Linked DNA regions of Homo sapiens: region 2 is linked to region 1. The links are chromatin loops, found by intact Hi-C in ENCODE. Cell type or tissue: breast epithelium. All regions are shown on one strand. Links, peaks and the distances in the headings refer to the core of each region. The heading gives the core; the rest is flanking DNA.

Region 1 (5,365 bases), core at 170-5,169:
GGCTGATGGATGCCTGCCTGAGTCAGCTGTGGGGCCTCATCCCACAGAGGCGGGTGGCAAGGGATTGCGGCGAGGGCGGGCAGAAAGTTCCCAGAGCTTCCTTCCGCAGGGGGCTTCCTGAGAATAAGGGTCTCTGCTTAGTGCTGGGGCAAAGTCCCGAAATGACAGCAGAAAAATAATCAGTCAGCAGTTCTGCTTCCAGCACGCAGGGCTGGATGGGGGTGTCCTGGAGGAAGATATTTGCATTACTGCTTGGGTGATGTTTGGGAACTCTTTTTTTTTTTTATTTCTTTTTCACTTTTTTTTTTTTTTTTTTGGAGAACAGGGTCTTGCTATACTGCCCAGGCAGATCTCAAACTCCCGGGCTCAAGCGCTCCTCCTGCCTCTGCCTCCCTCAGAGCTGGGATTACAGGCACGAGCCACCGTGCCCAACAATGTTTGGGAACTCCTTAAGAATGCTGACTGCTGGGTCTCCAGCTTCCATGCCTTTCCCCAGGCACTCAGGACCTGGCTGTTACCAACCCATCAGCCCTCTTTCCTGAGCCCAAATCCCAGTGTGCAGGATCCCCCGATCCTAAGAGGCGAGACTGCAGAGGGCATGGCGGTGGGCCCCAAGGGAAAAGGCAACGTGCCTTCCGTGAGGCATTTCCCACAGCGTGGCAGCTAACACAAGCATAAGGCACGTGAATCACGTGGTCAGAACACAACTCCGCTGCAATTCCCCTTCTGTATTTCTTTTTCTTTTTCTTTTGAGATGGAGTCTTGCTCTGTCGCCCAGGCTGGAGTGCAGTGGTGCAATCTTGGCTCACTGCAAGCTCTGCCTCCCGGGTTCACGCCATACTCCTGGCTCAGCCTCCCGAGTAGCTGGGACTACAGGTGCCCGCCACCACATCCAGTTAATTCTTTGTATTTTTAGCAGAGACACGGTTTCACCGTGTTAGCCAGGATGGTCTCGATCTCCTGACCTCGTGATCTGCCCGCCTCGCCCTCCCAAAGTGCTGGGATTACAGGCATGAGCCACCGCGCCTGGCCCCTCTTCTGTATTTCTTATTCTGGCAAGAAGGAACTTCCAGGTGGGCACTACTATAGTACAGGCTTTGTTTTTGTTTTTTTTAGGCAGGGTCTTGCTCTGTTGCCCAGGCTGGAGGGCAGCGGCATGATGATAGCTCACCGCAGCCTCAAACTCCTGGACTTAAGTGATCCTCCCACCTCAGCCTACCAAGTAGCTGGGCTACAGGTGTGCACCGCTATGACTGGCTAATTTAATTTTTTGTACAGACGGGGTTTCATTGTGTTGCCCAAATGGGCTTGAACAACTGGGCTAAAGCAATCCTGCCTCAGCCTCCCTAAGTGCTGGGATTACAGGCAAGAATCACCACGTCCAGCCCGAACAGCTCTTTCACAAGAGAGCACACCTCAGGCTCAGGGGTGGGGTATCCAGCAAAATTTCACTCTATTGTTTTGCTGCTGTTGTATTTGTTATTCCACTTACTGTGCGGGGTTTTTTGTGTTGTTTTGTTTTTGAGGCAGAGTGCAGTGGTGCTATCTTGGCTCAAGGCAACCTTCACCTCGCAGGTTCCAGCGATTCGCCTGCCTCAGCCTCCCGAGTAGCGGGGATTACAGATATGCATTACTACGCCCGACGAATTTTGTTTGTTTTTGTTTTTGTTTTTTTGAGACAGAGTCTCGCTCTGTCGCCAGGCTGGAGTGCACTGGCGCGATCTCAGCTCACTGCAACCTCTGCCTCCTGAGTTCAAGCGATTCTCCCGCCTCAGCCTCCTGAGTAGCTGGGATTACAGCCATGCGCCACCCACGCCCAGCTAATTTTTGTATTTTTAGTAGAGATGGGGTTTCACCATGTTGGCCAGTCTAGTCTCAAACTCCTGACCTTGTGATCCACCTGCCTCGGCCTCCCAAAGTGCTGGGATTACAGGTGTGAGCCATCGTGTCCGGCCTATTCCAGTTACTGTTATTGAGCAAGGAAAAATACCACGATCCCCTTTAAAATACATTTTAAAAGTGATAAAATAAAAGTAATTTAAGAGGAAAGAGGCCGAATCAGCTAATGGGTTCAAGCTGAAGGACAGGCGATGAACCCTGGCTGTCATTTCAGGGCATCACCGCTGGCCAGCTGCCTGCTGTGGTCTGCGAGTCGTGGGAGTGTCACATTTGAACGCTGGGACAGGGGACGCAGGCTTAGAAGACAGGTACAGAGAGGGGCAGCGGAAGCACAGGAGACAGCAGGCTCAGAGACAGAAGGGGCCATCCACAGGGAGAAGTGGGAGGAGCCGCAGGGCCTATTGTGGCAATCAGAGAGAAGTCACTGCAGCAACTGGGCACAGAGGCCAGGGAGAGAGCTGCAGGATGGGTGGCCAGGCCCAGCCATGGCAAAAGTCCTAAGAATCTTGGCAAACAGGGCTGGGGAGCCAGTTTCTGGAGGCTGGGAGTGGTTTAGTTTGGGGAAGCATTCAAGCCAGGGAACCACCAACTCTGAGCAGACCGGCCCAGCCGGGCAGCAGCAGGTGCATTTCAGCCTGGCCTCGATCAAGGGGGGAAGCAGGCGTCTGGGCTTGGCTTCTTAGGGACCCTGCTCAGGCAGGCTCTGGGTCAGAGACTGCCTGTGACACAGTCAGGCCCTCGGACCTGGCCAAGTTCAGGTGACTGTCAGCTGCAGCCCTGGAGCTGGACACACACCCTAAACCACAGGAGACACTCTCTGAGCTGTTGATTTTTTCAGAGCAGTCGGACCTGTTCCCAACCGAGTTCTCCGAGGCCTTGTCAGCCACCTGCCTCCCTGGTGCTGTGACACGGCCTGGTCAGATGCCTGGCCAGCGGACCAGGGGCTGCTGTTGAGCCACCACCAGGGACACCACAGGGGCCCTGTGGAGGACAGCCCCTCACTCTGAGAAGGAGCCCTCTAGCTCAGCCTCTGTAGGGGGCGTCTCTGGCAACCTCATCAGCAGGCCAGTGCCCAGCAGAACATGGCCCATCACACATGCCCGAGCACAGCCCAGCCTCAGGAGCTGCCGTCCGATGGGAGGAGAGCACCTCACACGAACACCAGCGTGTGGCATCTGGGTGGGGGACCCCGAGGCCAGAAGCTCCAAGGGCTGAGAACTCAGTTCCCACATGCATCCCCGGAAGATGCCAAGGATAAGGGGAGATAGAAACGCGTTCGTTATAGGGCAGACAGGAAGTGGAGAGAAAATGAGGTTGGGAGGTAGGAGAGGCCGGTGACATGGACAGGAGGCAGGAGAGTACAGGGCCCCACACAGGGTGGGCGGGAGGGACTGACTGTGTGAGTTCCCATGCAGGGGAAGAGTAGCATTTAAACCTGGGACCAAGGCAGGGGCTCCAGAAGCTCCCGAAATTCGGCTGAGAGCTTGAACTGTACCCTGGGCCAGGTGGAGACCTGCTTCTCTTCCTCTAGGGCGTGCTCACACAAACTCGACACGAGGCCATCCGCTGTAGGGTGGGGGCCACGGTGGCCCATCCGTCCTTCCATGTGATATTTACCGGCTCCCTGGGGCAGGCCAGCCAGTAAACCAAACACTGGGGATGCAGCAATGAGCACAAATGCCTGGCTCCGGCGGCAATGGGCTCATATTCCAGTGGCAACGGCAATGGAATAATCACTCCCATTGGCATGAAACCATGTGGGGAGCTGTCCACTTGGGGGCCAGGGCAGAGGAGACGCATGTTCCCGGCCCAGGGAGGGGAGTGGGCCCACTCACCCCATGCCCTCGCAGGCCTGATGCCATCTGGATTCTGAGTATCTGCCATGACCACCGCCCCTACAGACTGTGTCACACGCGGCATGACCCCTGCTGGGTGCTTCGTCCCCTTACCCAGGTGTGGAACTGCGGCCCGCTAGGCGGGAGCCCCCTCCCAGGCGGTCAGTGGGCCGCTGCTGAGTCAGGTCCAATGGAGGAAACTGTCCGTCTATCTTCCTGCTGTGGTGAGGAGGTCTCCCCGTGACCCTGCTCTCAGGGCCTGGTCAGCAGGTTTTTCTAGGAGTGGAGAGGAAAAGGAAGACAGGGCCGTCCTCCCAGAGCCTGAGTTCAGGGAGCCCTGGGTACTGCTTAACAGGAAATGAGCAGAAACGCACCAAGCTGCAGTGCTCAGGAAAAGTGCTTGCCAAATCCAGCCCTGCAAAAGGCGAGAGATAGAGAAAGAGAGAGACAGGCAGGCAGACAGACAGGAAGAAGGTGTGGAGAGGACAGACAGAGAGAGAGGAAGAAGAGGTGAGAGGGCAAAAGAAGGGAGAGACAGAGAGAAAGACAAGGGAAGAGTGAGAACAGAAAGAGAGGAAGAAGAGGGGGGAGAGATAGGGAGAGGAGGGGAGAGAAGGGAGAGAGGGAAACCCGCTGCAGCCCTGGCCACCACATTCTTTCATCCGCTTTCCAGGGACAGCTTCGAAAAAGAACCAGAAGAGACCGCCCCCTGACACTTCAGCTCACACATTAAAAAGCCATTAGAGTTGGAGAGCTCAGGTCCTGCTGAGATGCCTCCAGAGCCTGTTGAGCTCCTGACACCTACCCCACCCCCACCCCGGGGCAATGCTTCCCCTTCCAACCCTCCCGGCACTTAAAGACCTCAGGGGCTTGGAAAAGAGAAACATGGAGGCCGCTCTGAGCTTCTCCTCTAAGCTCTGCCCCGGGCAGCGCCGAAACCTGCGGCTGCCTCCGAAATCCTACTGGGGACGTTGGCAGCATGCTCCAAATTAAACACGACGTTTCCCCAGATCAGATCAGTTGCAAAACACTGGAAACAATCACGGAGGAGGAAAAGGGCTAAGGCAGCAGTGAAGGCTTGGCTGTACCCTAGGCCCCTGGATTAAAGTCCACTGGACACAGAGACACAGGCAGGTCTGAGCGGGACGGGCCTCAACCTGCAGGTTTCTCCTTTGAGGAAAAAATGCAACAGACACACACACAGACATCTGAGGGGCCCAGCTGCCAGCTCAGACCTCAGGTGCACTGCGCACGTGACAGCGGCCACCCCTGGGTGGCCAGGGGTGGGGTGAGCAGTGTCATGTTCTCTGTGTGCTTGATAGGTCTGGGGTGTCAAAATGTGACAGCCCCCAATTTCTTCAACTGAGCGGCATAAGGTGAGACACCTCATCTCGCACTCACAGGCTGTTATTAGGGGCACCTGGAATATAATTAAGTACTGCAGAGCTGGGCTTTAACACACACCCAGATAAGCAGGGCGATCAGCACCCACGGAGCCCCAACTGGTCTTTGGTGAACACGGGATTCTGAGTCAGAGACAAACTTTTAGCCGAACTTTCAGCCCTTGACTTGTTCTGGGACCTACTGTACAGCAGTCACGGGTGGCAGAAATCGGAGTCTGATGACCCCTT
Region 2 (5,365 bases), core at 245-5,244, 270 kb after region 1:
TCTGAACCCCGGCGCCGCCCAACCGCGCCCCTCGCGCCTTTTGGGGCTCTCCTGCTGGGCGCGGGTGGGGTTTGTGGGTTTTTTTCCACCTCTTTTCTCCCAATCGGACTCCGGCCAAACTCCCCTAGACAGATGGGTGACCTGTCTCCTTTGAGAGGATGCTGAGGCATCTGTAGCAGCTGTTTCAAACACCAATGTCACCTCTCCTCCTGGCCCCCGCCCAATGGGGAGAGGAATTTGGGGCCCTACTCTGGGGACCACCTTTCACCCGTTTGTACTTTCTGGGCCACGCCGACCCCTGGGTCGCTTGATGTAAAAGCCAAAAGCTGCTGCCTCCCACTTGGATCATGTCGCCTGGGATTTTCATCCCTCGCACAAGGACTACGGGTTCACACGGTGAACTGGGGGAAGGGAAGTGTTAGGGGGCAAGTCGCGGCACCCCCCCTTCCATAAACTCACGTCCTAACCCCCAGGACCTCAGAAGATGATCTGATTTGGAAATAGGATCATTACAGATGGAATTAGTTCAGATGATCTCATCTTGGAGTAGGGTGGGCCCCAATTCAAGGACTGGGGTCCTTAAAAAAAGGGGGCCTGGGGCAGGGCGCGGTGGCTCACGCCTGTAATCCCAGCACTTTGAGAGGCTGAGGCGGGCGGATCACGAGGTCAGGAGATCGAGACCATCCTGGCTAACACGGTGAAACCCCATCTCTACTGAAAATACAAAAAATTAGCTGGGCATGGTGGCACATGCCTGTAGTCCCAGCTACTCGGGAGGCTGAGGCAGGATAATCACTTGAACCAGGAGGAGGAGGTTGCAGTGAGCCGAGATTGTGCCACTGCACTCCAGCCTGGGTGACAGAGCAAGACTCTGTCTCAAAAAAAGAAGCGGGGGAGTGGGGGATTGAGGCCACGTGCAGTGGCTCACTACTCTAATTCCAGCACTTTGGGAGGCCGAGGCAGGAAGATTGCTTGAACTCAGAAGTTCAAGACCAGTCTGGGCAACATGGTGAGACCCTCGTCTCTACAAAAAAAAAATTATCGTGGTGGGCCGGGCGTGGTGGCTCACACCTGTAATCCCAGCACTTTGGGAGGCTGAGGCGGGCAGATCACAAGGTCAAGAGATCGAGACCATCCTGGCCAACATGGTGAAACCCCGTCTCTACTAAAAATACAAAAATTAGCCGGGCATGGTGTTGCGTGCCTGTAGTCCCAGCTACTTGGGAGGCTGAGGCAGGAGAATCGCTTGAACCTGGGAGGCGCAGGTTGCAGGGAGGCGGAGGTTGCAGTGAGCCGAGATTGCACCACTGCACTTCAGCCTGGTGACAGAGCGAGACTCGTCTCAAAAAAAAAAAAAAAAAAAAAAAAAAAAGTGACTGTGGTGGTGCACACGTATAATCCCAGCTACTTGAGAGATGACGAGGGAAGATCACTTGAGCCCAGGAGTTAAGAGGCTGCAGTGACCGATGATCATGCCACTGCACTCCAGCTTGGGTGAGAGTGGGACTCTGTCTTAGAAAGAAAAAAAAAAGTATTTGGACACAGACATGCATGCAAGGAAGGCCAATGATGCCGGCCACCACCAGGAGCTGGGAGAGGCCCAGGGCAGATCCCCTTCAGCCTTGGAGGGACCTAGCCCTGGCCACACCTTCATCTCAGACTTGCGGCCCAGAGAACTGAATGAGAATAAATGTGCGTGAAGCCCCTCAGTCCACAGGATGTGGTACTGGAAGCCCCCACTCAAGAAGGCTCCAGTGAATGCTGGCACGTTCAGCCAGGATGCCTCCGTGAAGCTGGAGACCTCTGCCCTGGGTCGGGAGGGGAAACTGCTCCAATCCAGGGACTGCCACATGGGAGGGGACGGAGCGTGCCCACCTCCCAGGGGTGAGGGGGGACCCACCTGAGATGTGTGCACATTTTATTTATTTATTGTTTTGAGACAAAGTCTCGCTGTGTCACCCAGGCTGGAGTGCAGTGGTGAAATCTCGGCTCATTGCAGCCCCTTCCTTCCAGGCTCAAGTGATCCTCCCACCTCAGCCCCGGGTAGCTGGGACTACAGGTGTGCACGAGCACACCCGGCTAATCTTTGTATTTTTTGTAGACAGAAGGTCTCACCATGTTGCCCAGGATGGTCTCGAACTCCTGGGCTCAAGCGACCTACCTACCTCGGCCTCACAAAGTGTGCACATTGTAATATCGTGATTTCATATTTGGAGAATCAGCAACCAACCAGCCAACCATGTTGCTTTTATAAGACAGAGCTGAGAAAGCAAAGCTTGGCTGTCGTCTTGGCTCTGGTACCACCCACGAGATGCGGGCGATTCTCAGCTCAGGGCGTGGAGGCGTGGTGTGGGGGAGTCTATTTGCCATTTTTGTTTGTCAGCAGGGGGCAGGGGTTCTCAAAGATTGCAAAATGCTGCTGCAGGTCAGGAAGGTTATTTTGGGTGCCTGTGGGGGAGGTGAAACAAGGTCCCATGACTGTTTTGCAGAACCTTGTCTGTGGAGGGTAGAGGTTGCGGCAGGGGCCTGTGGGCCTTACTTGGTGAGAAGGTAGGTCTAGCTGGCTCCATTCAGTATTTGAGACATTTGGAATTTGTCTGCATTTAAAACCAAGAGATCACACACACCTGTCTGGATTTGGAGTTTCTCTTGAAAACTCGCCAGTCCGGCCGTCTGAGCCTGCACTGACGCCTGGTGAAGCTGTGCAGGGGCCGCCCCTCTCCCTTTCACCACAGTCCTCTCCACTCCCTTTCGCCTCTCCCTGGCCTGCTGCACTCACTGATAGGAAATTCTGACCCCAGACTCGGAGCAGCCTTCCCGTGGTTCGGTTTTTGCTTCCGCGAAAAAGCCAAAGGCCTTGGCCAGAGAGCCAGCTGTTCCTACCTCTACCCCACGCTTCCAAGGCAACCTTCTCCACTTATCTTAGGCCGAGAGACAGCTCTTCAAGAACGTACATGGATCCTGATTTTCTCACGAAGTCCCGATGGAACCCTGTGCTGTTGAGACATCAGTGTGTAAAACTCTCTGTGTCCCTGTTGGGCTGTCCAGACAGTCTGGACTCTTGTAAATTTGAGATTTAATTAAAGGAAACAAACCAAATAGGACTGCGGAACAATTTAAATAAAAGCACACACCAGCCTGGGCGCAGTGGCTCATGTCAGTTAAACCTAGTGCTTTGGGAGGCCGAGGCAGGAGGATCACTTGAGCCAAGGAGTTCAAGACCACCCTGGGCAACATAGCGAGACCCTATCTCTAAAAATATATATATATAAGGCCAAGTGCAGTGGCTCACGCCTGTCATCCCAGCACTTTGGGAGGCTGAGGCAGGCAGATCACCTGAGGTCAGGAGTTCAAGACCAGCCTGGCCAAGATGGTGAGACCCCATCTGTACTAAAAAGTACAAAAATTAGCTGGGCATGGCGGCGGGTGCCTGTAATCCCAGCTACTTGGGAGGCTGAGGCAGGAGAATCACTTGAACCTGGGAGGCGGAGGTTGCAGTGAGATGAGATCGTGCCACTGCATTCCAGCCTGGGCAACAGAGTGAGACTTGGTCTCAGAAACAGAATAAAAAAATAAAAAATTATAGCCAGTCAGGGTGGCATGCACATGTGGTCCCAGCTATCTGGAAGGATGGCTTGGACCCAGGAGGTTGAGGCTGCGGTGAGCCGAGATCGCACCACTGCACTCCAGCCTGGGTGATGGAGCAAGATCCTGTCCAAAAAAAAAAAAAAAAAGCACACATATGCACACGTAAGGTCAGAGGGGAAGCTCCTGTGTGTCCCGAGATGCCCTGATGTATGCTGGTGCATCAGGCCACCCGGGCATCATCCTTGATGACAGCCAGGGATCCAGAAGCTGTGGGCGAATCCCAGCTGACCAGGAGAGAGTCCCCCTACCTTGGCCAGGGTACTGGTGGTAGGCACTGTTTCCCACGGCCTTTTCTGCACAGGAGGCCCTGGCAACCCTGTCGTGCTCATCTTCTGGGCCCCGTGGAGCCTCAGAGTCAAGAGCTGGAAAGCCTCCTGGCCTTGGCGGGGGGGTCTTCAGACCTCAGAGCACTGCCATTCTTGGTCTAGGGGCCCTTCCCGCTGATGTGTGCGGCCGTCAGTCCTTTCCTCATGTGGTGGCATCAAGTGTGTGCTGGGAAGTCAAGGCTGGCTGGTTCTTTTTCTTTTGAGACAAGGTGTCACTCTGTGGCCCAGGCTGGACTGCAGTGGCGCGATCTTGGCTCACTGCTGCCTTGGACTCCTGGGTTCAGGCGATTCTCCTGCCTCAGGCTCCTGAGTGGCTGGGATTACAGGTGTGCCCCACCACACCTGGCTAATTTTAAAATTATTTATTTTTTGGTAGAGATGGGGGTCTTGCTATGTTGCCTAAGCTGGTCTTGAACTCCTGGTGTCAAGAGATTCTCCCACCTTGGCCTCCCGAAGTGCGGGGATTCACGGGCGTAAACCATCCTGTCTGGTCTGTTTTTGTTTTTTAGTCACTGTTGCAACCCAGCTTCAAAAAACTACGGGAGGCTGGCCACAGTGGCTCATGCCTGTAATCCCAGCACTTTGGGAGGCCGAGACAGGTGGATTGCTTGAGCTCAGTTCGAAACCAGCCTGAGCAACATGGCAAAACGCTGTCTCTATCAAAAGAAGATGCAAAAATTAGCCGGGCATGGTGGCGTGTGCCTGTAGTCCCAGCTACTTGGAAGGCTGAGGTGGCAAGATCGCTTGAGCCCAGGAGGTGGAGGTTGCAGTGAGCCGTGTTACACCACTACACTTCAGCCTGGGTGACAGGAGAAGACCCTGTCTCAAAAGAAAAACAAACTAAGGGAAACCAATGCCCCAGGCTGCAGAGAGCAGGTCGGCCTTGGAACATCCTCCCGCGCTGGGGCCTGTGGCAGCCACAGAAACCCGGGTGTGAATTCACAACATGTGGGGGACCCAGGGACAGCGAGTGCCAAGGGGGGAAGGGGGCAAGTTCACATACAGCCACCTTGGGATCTAGCGCTTTGATGCCTGCAGAGAAGTCCCACCCAGAGACACCGCCCACCCGCCCACGGTGGGGCAGTGTCAGCCGCGTCTGAGCTCCTGACCCGCAACGGCCAGCCGGGAGGGCCCAGGCTGTGGGGTTGCTTTTTAATGTTCTTATTTATTTAAATATGAAAAAACATTTCATCTCTTCCCAGTTCATCTGAAAGGAGGTCCCCTGGGTAAACATAGGAAAGCAGTTCTGCAGGCTCATGAAGGATGCTCGGCTGGAGGTCGGGGGGAGCATGGCTGCTTTCCCCAGCATAGCCCCCATGTTCCCCACCCTCTTTGTGCCCCGGATCTGCGATCCTGAGTCCAGAAGAGCTCAGCAGGAAGTGGGAACTGAG

What was found. A loop is a pair of places that touch in the nucleus more often than their neighbours do. Peaks named below come from ENCODE experiments on the same cell type or tissue, not always from the same donor. Only the 100,000 strongest peaks of a DNase experiment are listed, where the experiment ranks them.
Region 2: a loop joins it to region 1, with 4 times the contacts of the local background. A loop is called at or near these places in 1 of 110 quality-filtered maps.

What each region holds. Positions count from the first base shown.
Region 1 is chr19:4,386,204-4,391,568 of GRCh38, forward strand. The region is part of intron 1 of SH3GL1 (SH3 domain containing GRB2 like 1, endophilin A2); the gene reads right to left. Among named protein-coding and RNA genes, the nearest start is that of SH3GL1, 12 kb to the right of the region's middle. RefSeq lists enhancers at 282-782, 3,201-3,808, 3,809-4,415, 4,416-5,024. In breast epithelium, for the core only: CTCF peaks have their summits at 224 and 2,280; DNase peaks (open chromatin) are centred at 2,388 and 2,738; H3K4me3 peaks cover 2,163 bases; H3K27ac peaks cover 4,280 bases.
Region 2 is chr19:4,652,426-4,657,790 of GRCh38, forward strand. TNFAIP8L1 (TNF alpha induced protein 8 like 1) reads left to right here. Exons shown (of 2, transcript NM_152362.3): 2 at 1-3,143. The coding sequence ends at 5. It overlaps MYDGF (myeloid derived growth factor), which reads right to left. Exons shown (of 6, transcript NM_019107.4): 6 at 5,120-5,365. Among named protein-coding and RNA genes, the nearest start is that of MYDGF, 15 kb to the right of the region's middle. RefSeq lists a silencer at 2,307-2,356. In breast epithelium, for the core only: no CTCF peak of the experiment used is centred there; no DNase peak of the experiment used is centred there.